Regions from separate parts of the Homo sapiens genome. Here region 1 is linked to region 2. Evidence: chromatin contacts called from ENCODE POLR2A ChIA-PET data. All regions are on one chromosome and are shown on one strand. The core of a region is the stretch at or near the end of the contact, and the rest is flanking DNA. Distances in the headings are between cores, read along the strand shown.

Evidence for each region. ChIA-PET counts read pairs that join two places held with the same protein, here RNA polymerase II (POLR2A).
Region 1: POLR2A ChIA-PET joins it to region 2 with 12 read pairs in BJ. The contact joins two enhancer-like sites. POLR2A ChIA-PET finds 5 or more read pairs at or near these places in 2 of 52 experiments (BJ and T-cell).

What each region holds. Positions count from the first base shown.
Region 1 is chr1:221,716,047-221,723,451 of GRCh38, reverse strand. All of the region lies in intron 2 of DUSP10 (dual specificity phosphatase 10), which reads left to right. Among named protein-coding and RNA genes, the nearest start is that of DUSP10, 22 kb to the left of the region's middle. Within about 2 kb of position 4,896, at least 4 of the 41 ENCODE cell types and tissues checked have a DNase peak (open chromatin) inside an H3K27ac peak, as active enhancers do.
Region 2 is chr1:205,294,683-205,301,219 of GRCh38, reverse strand. No RefSeq gene overlaps it. Among named protein-coding and RNA genes, the nearest start is that of NUAK2, 24 kb to the left of the region's middle. RefSeq lists enhancers at 1-607, 5,722-6,537, 6,104-6,537. Within about 2 kb of position 2,644, at least 6 of the 41 ENCODE cell types and tissues checked have a DNase peak (open chromatin) inside an H3K27ac peak, as active enhancers do.

The sequences.
Region 1 (7,405 bases), core at 3,647-6,146, about 16 Mb before region 2:
CTCTGCTTAGTCAGTTTCAGAATTATATTGCAGTATTGCAAGAATAGACTGCCTTTTATTTGGATGTATGTATTAGGAGAACAGCAGCTGAGAGAGCTAAGTGCTGCAGCTTAACTTGCTTATCTCTGTAACACCATTTCCTTGGTGACAATGGCCATTTGCATTCTAGACTTGGAAAATGACTCAATCTTTGAGCAACTGCTTTTGACCACTAGGATCAGTTGGGAGGCAGGCAGGCCTCTGAGACCTTCATACTCAAAACCCTTCAGGCTGTAATCTCTGGGGCCTATTTCATCTCCCAGTTGGCATCATGTTAGCGGTGGTGACAAACATATGTGTTGGCCCCTCTTTGACACCAGGGATTCTTAAGTATTGGTTTTGGGATTGAGATGTTCATGGGAAGCTGACACAGGGTGATACTATGGGTAAGGAGTATTTCGATTTTTTGTTGTGTTTTTTAATCATTTGCCTTGTCTGGAATTACGCTTTTGTGGTATGTCCTATTACATTTCATAAACAAGGTATTTAGCTCAATTGTTGCTTTTTCTTTTGGGGCTTTTGTTTGGATTTTTAAGCCAAGATCCATGTGTTTTATTTATTTTGGTTTAGTTTCTTCATCCCTGCTTAAAATAGACACTGCCTCTTGTCTGTGGTCCTGGTATCCACTACTCTTCTGTTTCCTGCTCAGGCCTGGCCCATGTTCTGCAAGGCCCTCTTAGGTCACCAGCTCCTAGAAAGTTGACTCCTATGAGTATCTCTTGGGGCCACCTTAGAATGCAGATTTCTAAGAAAAGTCCAACATAAACTCTGCAGTTATTGGGAGAAAGTTTCCGTCACCAGTGAAAACTAGGAATAAAACAAGATTTTGGAATGTATAAAAGAAGCCTCTTTCAAAAAGAAATCAATATGACTTGTTTTTTCCTAACATGGGCCAGCCCTGGGCACTTTTCATCTGCCACCACACCAGGCCTGCTCTTCAGAGGTGTTCAGCTTTAAGACTAGGGACAGTTCACACCAGATAACTATGAGGCAGTGTTCTCTGCCACTCATTGACTGTGGAAGTCTCAGTCCCAGTTTCTGAGAGGGGGAGAGCAAATTCATCAGAACCAACTGAAGAGGTACAGAACATGAGGCATTCACTTCTCACACAGTCCCTGAGCATCTCACCTTCCAGAATACCAGAGGCTTCAAGGCCCTTTTTCTACCTTTCAAGAGCGTTATAGCGTGCTATTGCTCTTTGAGAGATCTAGGGCTGTAACAGCCCTTATTTTTAGAAAAGAGAGAACTCCTGTGTTTGAAGAAATAGCTCTTATGATATGATCGTGTGGTTTCACATGGTCTTAAGTTCAAGTAACTTGCCCAAAGGTGCACAGTTATTAAGAGGGATAAGAGGAACTCCAAATTACTGATTTCAGATCCAGTGTTGTATCCCTTCAAAAGGAGATAGAAGAAACAGGGCCACCCGGGGTTGGTGAAGATACTGTCAGAATCATCTGTTACTGCTTACCACATCTAAGTGAGAGGGTCAGCAAGCTCTTGAGAGGGCCCACCTAGATCTTAGCTTGTGTATACCCTATACTGAGCACTGTGCCCCCATTTCATATTTAGTGCTTAATAAATGTATATTAAACTGAATTGAGGGCCCCTCCTGCTGCTCAGTGACATCCCTCAGGGTGAGTTTCCCTCCTGAGCCTTCTTTTCCCTTTCATGACTACCTTCCATGCATCTCTACCATTCATCACTCATATAGAATGTCCAAGAAGTAGGGGCGAGGAGAGAGGAGAAAGGGGTAAGAGGCCACCAAGTGTGATTTGCCTTGGATTTCAGCCCTCCCTGGAAGGTGCCCATTTGTCACATTTAAGGGAGGCCCAGCACCCCTGTAAATTGCCTCTTCCTCATAAGTGTACTCAGCCCTCCTTCCCAGCCTTGGAATGCCAGGATTTCTAAATCCTTGTGCTGAATTCACCTGGCGAGTCCTGCACCTGACTGTGTGAGTTACAGCTGGATGGCATTGTTCAGCTCAATCTTCAGTGTGTTCTGAAAATGTTTCTTCTTCCAGTCCTGTCACTGAATTTCCCTAAAGTTCCTTCCTCCTTTCCCTCATTAGATTTCTCTTTGGGGACTATTTTTTTCAATCAAATCTCGCAAATCCATAGCATAATGCTGAACAGCATATAATAGATGCTTTACAATAAACTGGTCCTATCTCATCTCATTCCAGTGTTCAATGAATCTAAAAATATTTAATGAGCACTTACTATATACAATTCAGATGCTAAACAGTGAATACTTAGAATTTCTATTAATAACTACAATGTAGTAGCTGATTTAATTCTTGCAATAACTATTGTTGCCTGTTAGGACTATTATTAGCTCCATTTCAGGGTACAAAGAGGTGAAACAGCTTTGTCAATATCATACTGGAAAGTTGTGGAGACAGTCTGGCCCTAGTGCACCAAACCATTACACTCTATTTCCTCTAAGAGAAAGAACATCTTGACTTTCTTGGGGTCCACACTTTAATAAGAACAATAAACAGGGAAGAAATAAATAGGTAACTTCAGATAGCGATAAGTGTTCTGAAGACAATGAAACTCTTAAAAACTTCATGATATGATAAAAGAGATTTGGAAGGGTAGCTGTAAATTGAATGTCAGGGAAGACTTTTCTGAGAACACATCTGGTCTGAGGTCTGAATCATCTATGTGAGTCTAAAGAAAAATAAATTTTTATCCTACCATACTTTCGGAACACCTCTGTGGATTTATGCCCCCTACACACAGAGCAGTCTTCCAGCAGACACTAGCAGAATGTCTTGCAACTTAATTTTGACTCTACCTGGTGTTAGCTTCAGACCCCACAAGTTGTGGCTCAGTCCTACAAGATTACCCCACCTTCCCCACACTGTTTATAAATCAGTATTTCTGCAACCCCCTCCCTGAGTCCCATTAATTTTCTAGGACAGTTCGCAGAACTCAGGGAAATGTGTTTACACATTTATTATAAAAGATATTACAAAGAATATAGATGGACAGTCAGATGAAGGAGATGGATGGGGTTTATGGGGGCTTCATTACATAGGCATGATTAATTACATCATTGGTCATTGGTGATCAACTCAACCTTCAGTCCCTGTCTCCTCCCTGGAGGTTGGGGGATGCGGCTGAATGTCCCAATCCTCTAATTAAGCTGTTTTAATTCTGGTGACCAGCTCCCTTCCTGGAGCTATTTAGGGGCCCCCAGCCACTAGTCATCTCATTGGCATTCAGAAAACACTCATAACTTCAGAGATTCCAGGGGTTTTAGAAGCTATGCTACAGGAACCAGGGGCAGAGATCAAATATATATTTTTTCATATCACAGTATCACAGTGAGGATCTACAGGAAGGGAGTTTGCGGAAGAGGGAACAGCAAATGCAAAGGCCTGGAAGTGGGAAGCAGAGCACCCAGGCTTTACACAACCTCTGACAGCTGATTTTGTTCTTGCCATTGTTCATTCATGTCATATCGTACCATATCATATCATATATATGGTTTATCAAGGCTATATTGAAGTTATAGAACACCAGAGTTGGGAGAAACTTAAAGATTACCCTAAGTCCTGATTGTATAGGGGTGGCAAAAGAGGTCACAGAGCTAGAACCCAGTATCTTTTTAGTGTGGAAGGAAGGGCTGCCCTCTGAGTCCTTGCTGTCAGGGCTTTTGTTACCCTGTGCAAAGTTAGACATGGCTTCAGGGGAAATGGTCGAAAGTCTGATGGTGCCAGATACGGGATGCATCCCAGGTCAGCGCTTCATTCTGCGTGCCCCAGGTTGAACTGACCATTACTTGGCTGGTCCTTCACTTAGCCTCAAGTCCATGTTGACAATATGTAATTCCAGCCCACCTCCTCAGAGACAAGCAGTGTTTTTAATTGTTTTGTTTTCCCCCTAATCTCAGAAGGTGGTCACCCAGGCAGGGACATGCTAGCTTTTTTTTTTAACCCAGTGTAATTTTGTATGTCTCTTAGTGCATGGAGACCTCACCTTGCTTCAGGTGGACCTGTCAAAGCTCAGCCCTCATGGTACGGTGTGATCATTGGACATGGCTGAGTCCATGTTTAAGGAAAGCCCATGCCTTTTCTTTCTGCAAGTTGATCCTTTAGTACTCAGCCTTGCTCATTATATTCACCAAACATAGAATCCAGCTCAGTGACTTGAGGAAGTTGTTGCTATGCCTTTTGTGAAGTGAAAACATCGGTTCAGGAAAACAATTCAAATTTTGATGCTGACATTTGATCCTTTCCCCTACCACTTCCTGAATTCCCTAAGCCAGAGCTCTTTGACCTCCAGATCCTACTGAAATACACAGTTATACATACTGTTTGTTGGACATGGGGGTTTTATTCAAAGCAAACTCAGATGCAGCATTTTTGGCTGGGCACTTCCATACATGATTTTAGCAATGGAACCCTATCCAGGCTTCACCTGTGTAACTTTGTCTTGCTTACTGCTTTCCCCCACCCCTCCTGTCATGGATGTTTCTAGAGGACCTTTTGTGAATGTAACTTCCAATGGGAATGTTTCACAGTAGAAATATGCTCTCCTGTGAGGCTCGCATGTGACATTTCTGAAGATTTATTTAATTGGACTTTACTTAAATCCCATTGGGAAACATACTTTTGCTGTGAAGCTGTGATGTGTTTAATTTGGGGTCTAAGATAAATGTTGGTCCTCGGGGTGGATGGTTGAGCAATAGTTTTCCTTTTGTACAGTGGGTTTGTGTAATGAATAGCTTTACTGGGCTTTCCTCTGTTTGTTTGTTTAGCAATGCTTCATTATTTAAACTTCTGCACTGAAAGGCAAGAATGTTTTTAGACATTCTTTAGAGACTTAATGCAGAATATCTGGTTGAGCTCTCGGGAGAAATATGGCTTTGTGTTTTATAGCACTCTCCTCCTGTTAACATTCCTCTCTCTGCAGCTTCCCAGGATGATCTCATGGATTTTTCCCCCTCCTTTAATCCGTCTTGATGGATTAACCAGTATTAAGTTTGAGACCAGTGAGCAAAAAAGGTGGAGCCCTAACATGGTATAGAGTAGCCTCCCCAGTACGCAGAATGTCTCCAGCTAAAATATTCTTCCGCCCAGAAGGATGCCACATGGAGGTCATGTGCCAGTGCTGATCTGAAAGGGCATATATCTAATGAGGAGGGAAGTGTCTTTGGGAGAGGAGTGGGCTTCTGTGCGTGCATGTAGCTGGTTCATGGAACTAAGGTTCTACAAGGCTTACTGCGCTTGCCTTTTATAGGCATGCTGGTCCTTTCAGCACACCCCCACCCCCTGCAGCCCCCGCCCCCACCCCCACCACCCTGCCACCCCCATTCTGACCTTGGACCATTTTTGGCTTGGCTTTAAGGTATGACACCAAGTTGGGTTGGCTCTCAGGGGCTTTGTTCTCAGGAAGCCCACAAGTTTTAGTGTGGCTCTTCAAAAGTAAGTATTATACGTTGTATTTCTAAAAGTAAGCTACACTGGGAATTACAAGTGGCACTATATTCATTTGGGCTGCTTTAACCAAATGCCGTAGACTGGATAGCTTAAACAACAGAAAGTTATTTTCTTATAGTTCTGGAGGCTGTAAGTTCAAGATTGGGGTGCCAGCATGGTTGGGTTCTGGTGAAGCCTTTCTTCTTGGCTTGCAGACAGCTGTCTTCTTGCTGTGCCCTCACAAGGCAGAGAAAAAGAGACAGCAAGCTCTGTGTTGTCTCTTCTTATAAAGGTACTACTCCCATCACAGGAGCCCTACCCTCATGACCTCACGCTGGGGATTAGGGCTTCAGCATACGAATTTGTGTGTGTGTTTGAATATGGGGAGGAGAGATACAATCAGTCCACAGCAGCCACAAAAAATGCATTCAGAAAAGGAAAGGGTATGAATTTTGCCCAGGATTTGGAGTGTATGTAAATTACACCATTTGGTAAATCAGTGCGTTCTCTCTCTCTCTCTCTCTCTGTTTCTTTTCCCCTCCCCCCTCTTTTCTTTTCAAACACATATTGATCACCTGTTGTGGACTTTGGAACACTCAGGAGCTTCCCACTGAACTCAGAATAAAACCTGCCTAAGAGGCCCTGTGAGGAGGGTCCCTGCCTCCCTTCCTTCCCCTCTAGCCCTTCTCCTCACCCGCCTCTTGCCCAGTCATTGTGCCTCCCCACATTTGGCTCCCTTGAGTCACTCAGAGGTTCCCTGAGTTCCCTGCCTTTCCCAGTGTGGTGTTCCCTCCCTATGTTCTCCTGGATTCCGTCCCCTCTCATACCTCAGAGAGGCTGTCCATGAACCCCAATCTAATTAGTCCCCTCTCATAGCACCCAGGAACTGGACAGCGTCTTCCGTTATGACTTATCTTAATTTGTGACTGCCTTCTGGAATCTGTGTTTATGGTTGTCATATGTTTCCTCCTGATGGAGTGGGGAGGGGCAGGGAAGGGGCCTCTGCAGCGTGTCACTCACCTCCTCAACTCCCAGAATGTTTGGGGAGGGTTTGATCTTAAATACAAGAGATTATAACAGTGAAAAATGTGTTAATGTAACTGGCATGTCTGTTAACAAATCCCAGACTTGATCTGAGTGTTTATGGTGTGCATTTCTCCCTGGGAACCAGTTGGTCTGTGCTAACATAGGTAAAGTTTAGACACGTACCAGAAAGAAAACTGAACTTGCAAGTTTTCAGGAACATGGGGGCTGGAACTTGGCTGTCTTTCTGTCGGCCCCTGACCCCTCACCCCCAGACTGGATCTTGGTAGGCACCCTTCTTAGCCATTCACTTGATTGAAGCCCAAAATCCTTTCTTGGAAAGCAAAAATACTTACTCTTATTTTCTTTAGTTGGCATTTTTGTTAGTGAGAATGGAGTTCAATAGAAGTAGACAAAATTCTGGTGGAAAAAAAAATGAGACTACACAGGCTGGGAGGAAGGTCTGTGGATGGAGGGGACAACTGGAACCACCAGAAACATCTGTTCTGACCCTTCTATTCCAGACTAGGATTAAGGGAGAGCAGAAGGCACTTCCCTGCCCCTCTGGCAGAGGGACTGACTTGAAGTCAACTATGCCCACAACCTGTCTTCAGGTGGTTCTTACTGAAACCTTTGTGAGACAGAATGGGGAGGGTGAGTTAAAGATGGTATTCTCTGCACTAGCAGAGCCTTACTGTGTGTTTGGCTGGCAGGGATGAGTGCTCAATCACTCTTCCCAGCCCACCTTTGACTTTTTAAAAATAGGTCTAACAAATATTCTGTGGATTCGTTTGAAATTCAAGCATCAAAATGTATTCCAGGTAGAAGTCTCTCTTTCATGTTTTCTTCCCATCTACTGCTGATGGATTTATGAGAGACAGAGAAGGTGTAGGGAGAGGGAGAGAAGGGTAGAAG
Region 2 (6,537 bases), core at 1,395-3,894:
AAGACATTGCTTAGGCGACACTGGAGTACTTAGGTCTTAAGTCTCTGAGGTCCTACTCAGTGCTGGAACTCTGGGCTAGACTCTGGGTAAACATGGAAAAAATCCAGGGGGTGGGTTTATCTCCAGAAGCTTAGAGTTCAGCTGTGGGGGTAGCAGTGCTCCTTTATTCATTCCTCTCATGAATCAAGCCCTTTTGTGTGCTAAGCTTAGTAGAAGACAGAGGTAATTGCTGTATCCCTGGTGCAAAAAAAAAAAAAAAAAAAACAGAGATCTTAGCCTCAAGGAGGTTACAGGCTGTGGGTAAGGTAGCATGCAATTCAGTGAGAAATTGTTATTGGTTCAGATCATGTTGAAAGGGAGTTTGGGGACGGCGCGGTGGCTCATGCCTGTAATCCCAGAACTTTGGGAGGCAGAGGTGGGCGGATCACAAGGTCAGGAGATCGAGACCATCACGGCTAACACGGTGAAACCCCGTCTTTACTAAAAATATAAAAAATTAGCCGGGCGCGGGGGCGGGCGCCTGTAGTCCCAGCTACTCAGGAGGCTGAGGCAGGAGAATGGCGTGAACCCAGGAGGCGGAGCTTGCAGTGAGCAGAGATCGCACCACTGCACTCCAGCCTGGTCTCAAAAAAAAAAAAAAAGAAGAAAAAGGGAGTTTGGATGATGGAAAGAATTGCATCTTCGGAGATAATAATAGGGGCTACCATTCACTAAGTGCTTATGGGTCAAGCCCTTTAGGTGTGTTACCTCATGTAATGCTCACGATAGTCTTGTTAGTTCAGTACTATTTCTATCATTCTCATTTTATAAAAGAAATGGAGACTCAAAAACATTAAGTAGGCCAGGCGCAGTGGCTCACATCTGTAATCCCAGCACTTTGGGAGGTCGAGGCAGAAGCATCACTTGTCAGGAGCTCGAGACCAGCCTGGCCAACATGGTGAAATCCTGACTTTACTAAAAATACAAAAAATTAGCCGGTCATGGTGGCGCACTCCTCTAGGCCCAGCTACTCGGGAGGCTGAGGCAGGAAAATCCCTTGAACCTGGGAGGCGATAGTTGCAGTGAGCTGAGATTGTGCCACTGCACTCCAGCCTGGGCAACAGAACAAGACTCTGTCTCAAAAAAAAGGAACTTGATAGCAAATGGAGAAATCAGACCTCAAACCCAGGTTTGGCATCCCACAGACTCACTTGAATGGCATGGTGTTTGGAGAATTGGATAAAAGAATGTAAGTGAAGGAACTATAAATTTATATGCCAGGTTTATTTATAAATATTTATTATATGAGCATCCATTATATGCCAGGTTCTTTTGCAGGCACAAGGAATATGCCAATTTCCCAAGTGCCCTTTCCTAGTCTCCACAAGCCCCAAGAGAAAGCTAAGAAAGAAGAGAGTGAGGCCAGGCGTGGTGGCTCATGCCTGTAATCCCAGCACTTTGGGAGGCCAAGGTGGATGGATCACCTGAGGTCAGGAGTTCGAGACCAGCCTGGCCAACATGGTGAAACCTCGTCTCTACTAAAAATACAAAAAAAATTAGCCAGGCATGGTGGAGCATGTTTGTAGTCCCAGCTGCTTGGGAGCCTGAGGCAGGAGAATTGCTTGAACCCGGGAGGCAGAGGTTGCAGTGAGCCTAGACTGCGCCACTGCACTCCAGCCTGGGTGACAGCAAGACTCAGTCTCAAAAAAAAAAAAAAAAAAAAAAAGAGAGAGAGAGAGAGAGTGAGTGGGAGAAGCAGAAGAGTGTTTTTTTGTTTGTTTGTTTTTTTGAGACAGAGTCTCGCTCTGTCACCCAGGCTGGAGTGCAGTGGTGTGATCTCGGCTCACTGCAAGCTCCGCCTCCCGGGCTCACGCAATTCTCCTGCCTCAGCCTCCCAAGTAGCTGGGACTACAGGCGCCCACCACCACGCCCGGCTAATTTTTTGTATTTTTAGTAGAGACGGGGTTTCACCATGTTAGCCAGGATGATCTCGATATCCTGACCTCATGATCCGCCTGCCTCTGCCTCCCAAAGTGCTGGGATTACAGGCATGAGCCACTGCGCCCGGCGAGAAGCTGAAGGGTGAGGGACAGGACTAGAATTGGAGGGGATGGAGGAGAGGAGGACACAGTGGAGGGAAAGCCTGTACCTAAGGGACGCGCAGGGTGTGGAATGGGGAGGGAGGGAGAGGACACAGCCCTTTCCATCAGTGCTATCTCAGCAGGGGCTGGGGGAGGTGGACTTTCAGGAAAGGAGAGTCCTAACATCTGTGTCCTAACATAACCATTCGGTCCTAACATCTGTGTCCTCCTGCATCTGCTTATGTAACCTCTTCTAAGCCAGGTGGAGGGAAGGGTGGGCAAGGTGAGGGGGTGGATGTGGGGGAAGCCTTCTGGGGAAAGAAAATCTGAGCTGGAAGAGAATGTCTATTTTCTTGGTTCCAAAGAGACCTAGATGAGGGACTGTGGATCCCACCCTGCACAGCCCTTCCCCTCACCTGCCTGGATGCTTCATATCAAAAACATTCCAGAAACCAGGCTCACAGCGATGACGTGGGCCCCCAAGGGAGAAGGCTGAAGCTGCAGGAATATTTAGTGCCACATCAGTGCTTCCGGAATGTGAAGAACCCAGATGATGACGAGGGTTGGGGGAGGTGGGGAAGCAGCTTTGAGAGACAGCAAAGGGCCTTCTGCAACCAGGACCATGAAATCCTGGTAGGAATCCTCTCCCCATCCTCAGCCCTTTCCCGGGGCAAGTCCAGGCAGTCCTCTGTGTAGAGGGAGGGAAACTGCAGCAGCATGTTAGTACCCACCATCAAGATGACCCCTTCACCTCTCCCCCTGCTCCATCCCATCAGCTGCCTTGGGCCCTCCTTGGGCAGATAAAGTGAGAGGGGAGACAGTGATCCAGAGCACTGTTGGGAAGCAACAGTCCTCTGCAAAGCACAGTGCCCACACTCCAGTAGAGCTTCTAGAGGCGGACTTCAGCTCTGCGAGTCAGAATCTGAAGCCCGCTGACTGATAGCCCACACATGTCTTGAGGACAAGGATGGACCCAGGACAAAGGAAGAGTCCTGGGTCTTAGCTGAAGAGTCTGGGCACTTTTAAAGTAGGGGAAGGGGAGTGGGTGGGAATCACATAATAGATGACACGGTTGATCTTCTGGAAAAGAGAATAGATGTACAGGCCATGGCTCAGAGAGCAGGACCAGGACAAGGACCAGGACCAGGACCAGTGAGTGGGGGCTACTGAGACACTAGATTCAGCTTGATAAGGCAACCACCTACATAGGACATTCATGCAGGCCGGGCGCAGTGACTCATGCCTGTAATCTCAGCACTTTGGGAGGCTGAGGCAGGTGGGTCACTTGAGGTCAGGTGTTCGAGACCAGCCTGGCCAACATGATGAAACCCAGTCTCTACTAAAATTACAAAAATTAGCCAGGTGTGGTGGCGTGTGCCTGTAATCCCAGCTATGCAGGAGGCTGAGGCAAGAGAGTCACTTGAAACCAGGATGTGGAGATTGCAGTGAGCCAAGATCACACCACTGCACTCCAGCCATGGGGACAGAGCAAGACTCTGTTTCAAAAAAAAAAAAAAAAAAGTATGATGTTCATTCAGTCATTCAGTCATTCATTCAGTATTTACTGAGTGCCAACAGTGTATACTGTTCCAGGCTCTGGAGATACATCTGTGAACAAAACTGAGATTTTTGTCTTATGGGGCATCCATTCTAGTGGAGAAAGACAAGTATAGTAAATAAGTAAATGATATAGTATATTAAAAGGCCATGGCCAGGCACAGTGGCTCAAGCCTATAGTCCCAGCATTCTGGGAGGTCAAGGCAGGCAGGTCACTTGAGTCCAGGAGTTCCAGACCAGCCTGGGCAACATGGCCAAACCCTGTCTCTACAAAAAAATGCAAAAGTTAGACGGGTGTGGTGGTTCACATCTGTAGTCTCAGCTACTCGGGAGGATGAGGTGGGAGGATTGCTTGAGCCTGGGAGGTCAAGGCTGCAGTAAGCCAAGATTGTACCACTGTACTCCAGCCTGGGCAAGAGAGTGAGAACCTATCTCTAAAAAGAAAGAAAGAAGAAAAATTAGTCAGGAATGGTAGCACACACCTGTAGTACCAGCTACTTGGGAGGTGGAGGTGGGAAGATTGCTTGAGCCCGGGAGGCAGAGGTTGCAGTGAGCAGAGATTGCACCACTGTATTCCAGTCTGGGCAACAAAGTGAGACGCTGTCTCATAAGTAAATAAATAAATAGACCTGGCATGGTGGCTCATGCCTGTAATCCCAGCACTTTGGGAGGCAGAGAAAGGCAGGATCACCTGAGGTCAGGAGTTCGAGACCAGCCTGGCCAACATGGTGACACCCTGTCTCTACTAAAAATACAAATATTAGCTGGGCATGGTGGCAGGCGCCCGTAATCCCAGCTACTCAGGAGGCCGAGGCAGGAGAGTAGCTTGAACCCGGGAGGCAGAGGTTGCAGTGAGCCAAGATAGTGCCACTGCACTCCAGCCTGAGCGATAGAGCAAGACTCCATATCAAAAAATAAATAAATAGTCATGATAAGAATTAGGAAAATACTAATAATAAGGATGGGGTATGGGGATGGAGAGGAGACAGGATTGAAATTTTAAATAAGGGTGATCAGAGAAGGCCTTCCTGAGAAGGTGGCATTTGAATAAAAACCTGGTGGCAGGGGTTGGGGGTGGAGCTAGCTATGTGGCTATCTGGGGGAACAGTGTTCAGGGTGGAGGGAACAACCATTGCAAAGGCCTCAAGGCAAGAGCAGGTTGCAAGTTCTAGAACAGCCATTGATGCTGGAGCAGAGTGCATGAGAGAGTAGCAGAAGACGTGTCAGGAGAGGTAACAAGGGTGGGGAAGGTAGATTACACAGGGCCTTGTGAACCATTACATGGGCTGTGGCTTTTATTCAGAATGAAATTGCCAACCACCAGGAAGTTCTGAGCAAAGGAATGACATTTTTTTTTTTTGAGATAGAATTAAAAAAAATTCTTCTGCTTGTTGAGACTAGCCATGGGAGGGTCGACATTGTCCAATTCTGGAAAGAGGTAATGGGGCTTGGACTGGAGTCAGTAGTAAAGAAATGACAAGTTGTCAGATTTCTGACATATTCTGAAGCTAGAGCCAACAGGCTTTCCTGATGGATTAGATGTAGGGTATGAAAGAAAGAGAGAAACCAAGAATCACTCCATGGTCTCTGGCCTGAGAAACTTGGAGGGTAGAGTGTCCATTAGCTGGGTCGGGGAAGACTTGCAGATGGAGGAGGTGTGAGGTGAAGTCAGAGGCACTTAGGCCTCCAGGCAAAGATAAGTGGTATGAGGAGCCTGGAGTTTGAGAGATTTGGGTTGGAGATAGAGATGTGGGGGTTGTTGCTAGAAGGAATTTCTGCTTCAGGTGAAAAATCCCGCCAGATGATACCTGAAGAAGTCCCTTCTGGCTGTAAAGATCCTAGGATTGTATTGACTAGGAAAGCAGTTCTTTCCAAAGCTTCTCTGATATGATTATGTGGGGAGGTGGGCAGTGCTGCAATGAGGAGGCATATTTGGCCTGGTGGGGACTGGCTTTCTCCATCCGATAAAAAGTCTTTTTTTTTTTTGACACAGGATCTCACTCTGTGGCCCAGGCTGGAGTACAATGGTGCAATCTCAGCTTACTGCAGCCTCGACCTCCTGAGCACAAGCGATCCTCCACCTCAGCGCCCCCCTGCTCCTCCAGTAGCTGGGACTACAGGTGCATGCCACCACACCCAGCTAATTTTTTTGTATTTTTAGTAGAGACGGGTTTTGCCATGTTGGCCAGGCTGGTCTCGAACTCCTCACCTCAAGAGATCCACCTGCCTCAGCCTCCTAAAGTGCTGGGATCACAGGCTTGAGCCACTGGGCCTGGCCAAAGTCTTTCACAGATTTTTATAAGAATGTTAGAAACGTCACCCTTGGACCAGGGCTCTGCCTCTGACATTGGCACCTGCAGAGGGGTTGTGAGTCGCTTTATACAGCAGAGGCCCCAGGTTGGGAGAAGGATTCCCAGTCAATCCTCTTTCTGTGTTTCAGAACTTCCTACTTCAGATCCCTGAAGGAGCCTGGAAGCGGATCACAGCCCAGGGAGGGCACGGGAATCTCTGCATTTTCACAAGCACGGCAAGTGGCTCTGATCACACTAAAGTTCCAGAATTTACTCAAGGTGAGGGCCTGAACCTACCTTAACCTGGAAGATTTTTACTCTGCCAGGCATGCAGCTTCCCTCTGGGATGAAAATCTTTCTCTCTTTCTCATTCTGCCTCTTTTTGGCTCTGAAATCCTCTCCTCACCATCTCTTTGCAAAGGAATTCCCCATCCTTTTCAGTTGTCTTTTCCTTTCTCTTTCCAGCCTCCAACCCCCTCCCTGAGCTAATCCCACCATCTCAGTTTCACCCTTTCCCCTCTCTAGGGGCAGTTGGGTCAAGCTGGGGGATGAGTCATCCTAGGTGGGGGAGGGGATTTCAGGTCCATAAATGGGCAAAAACTCAGATTTCAGGTTTCCATGTCTAGGAA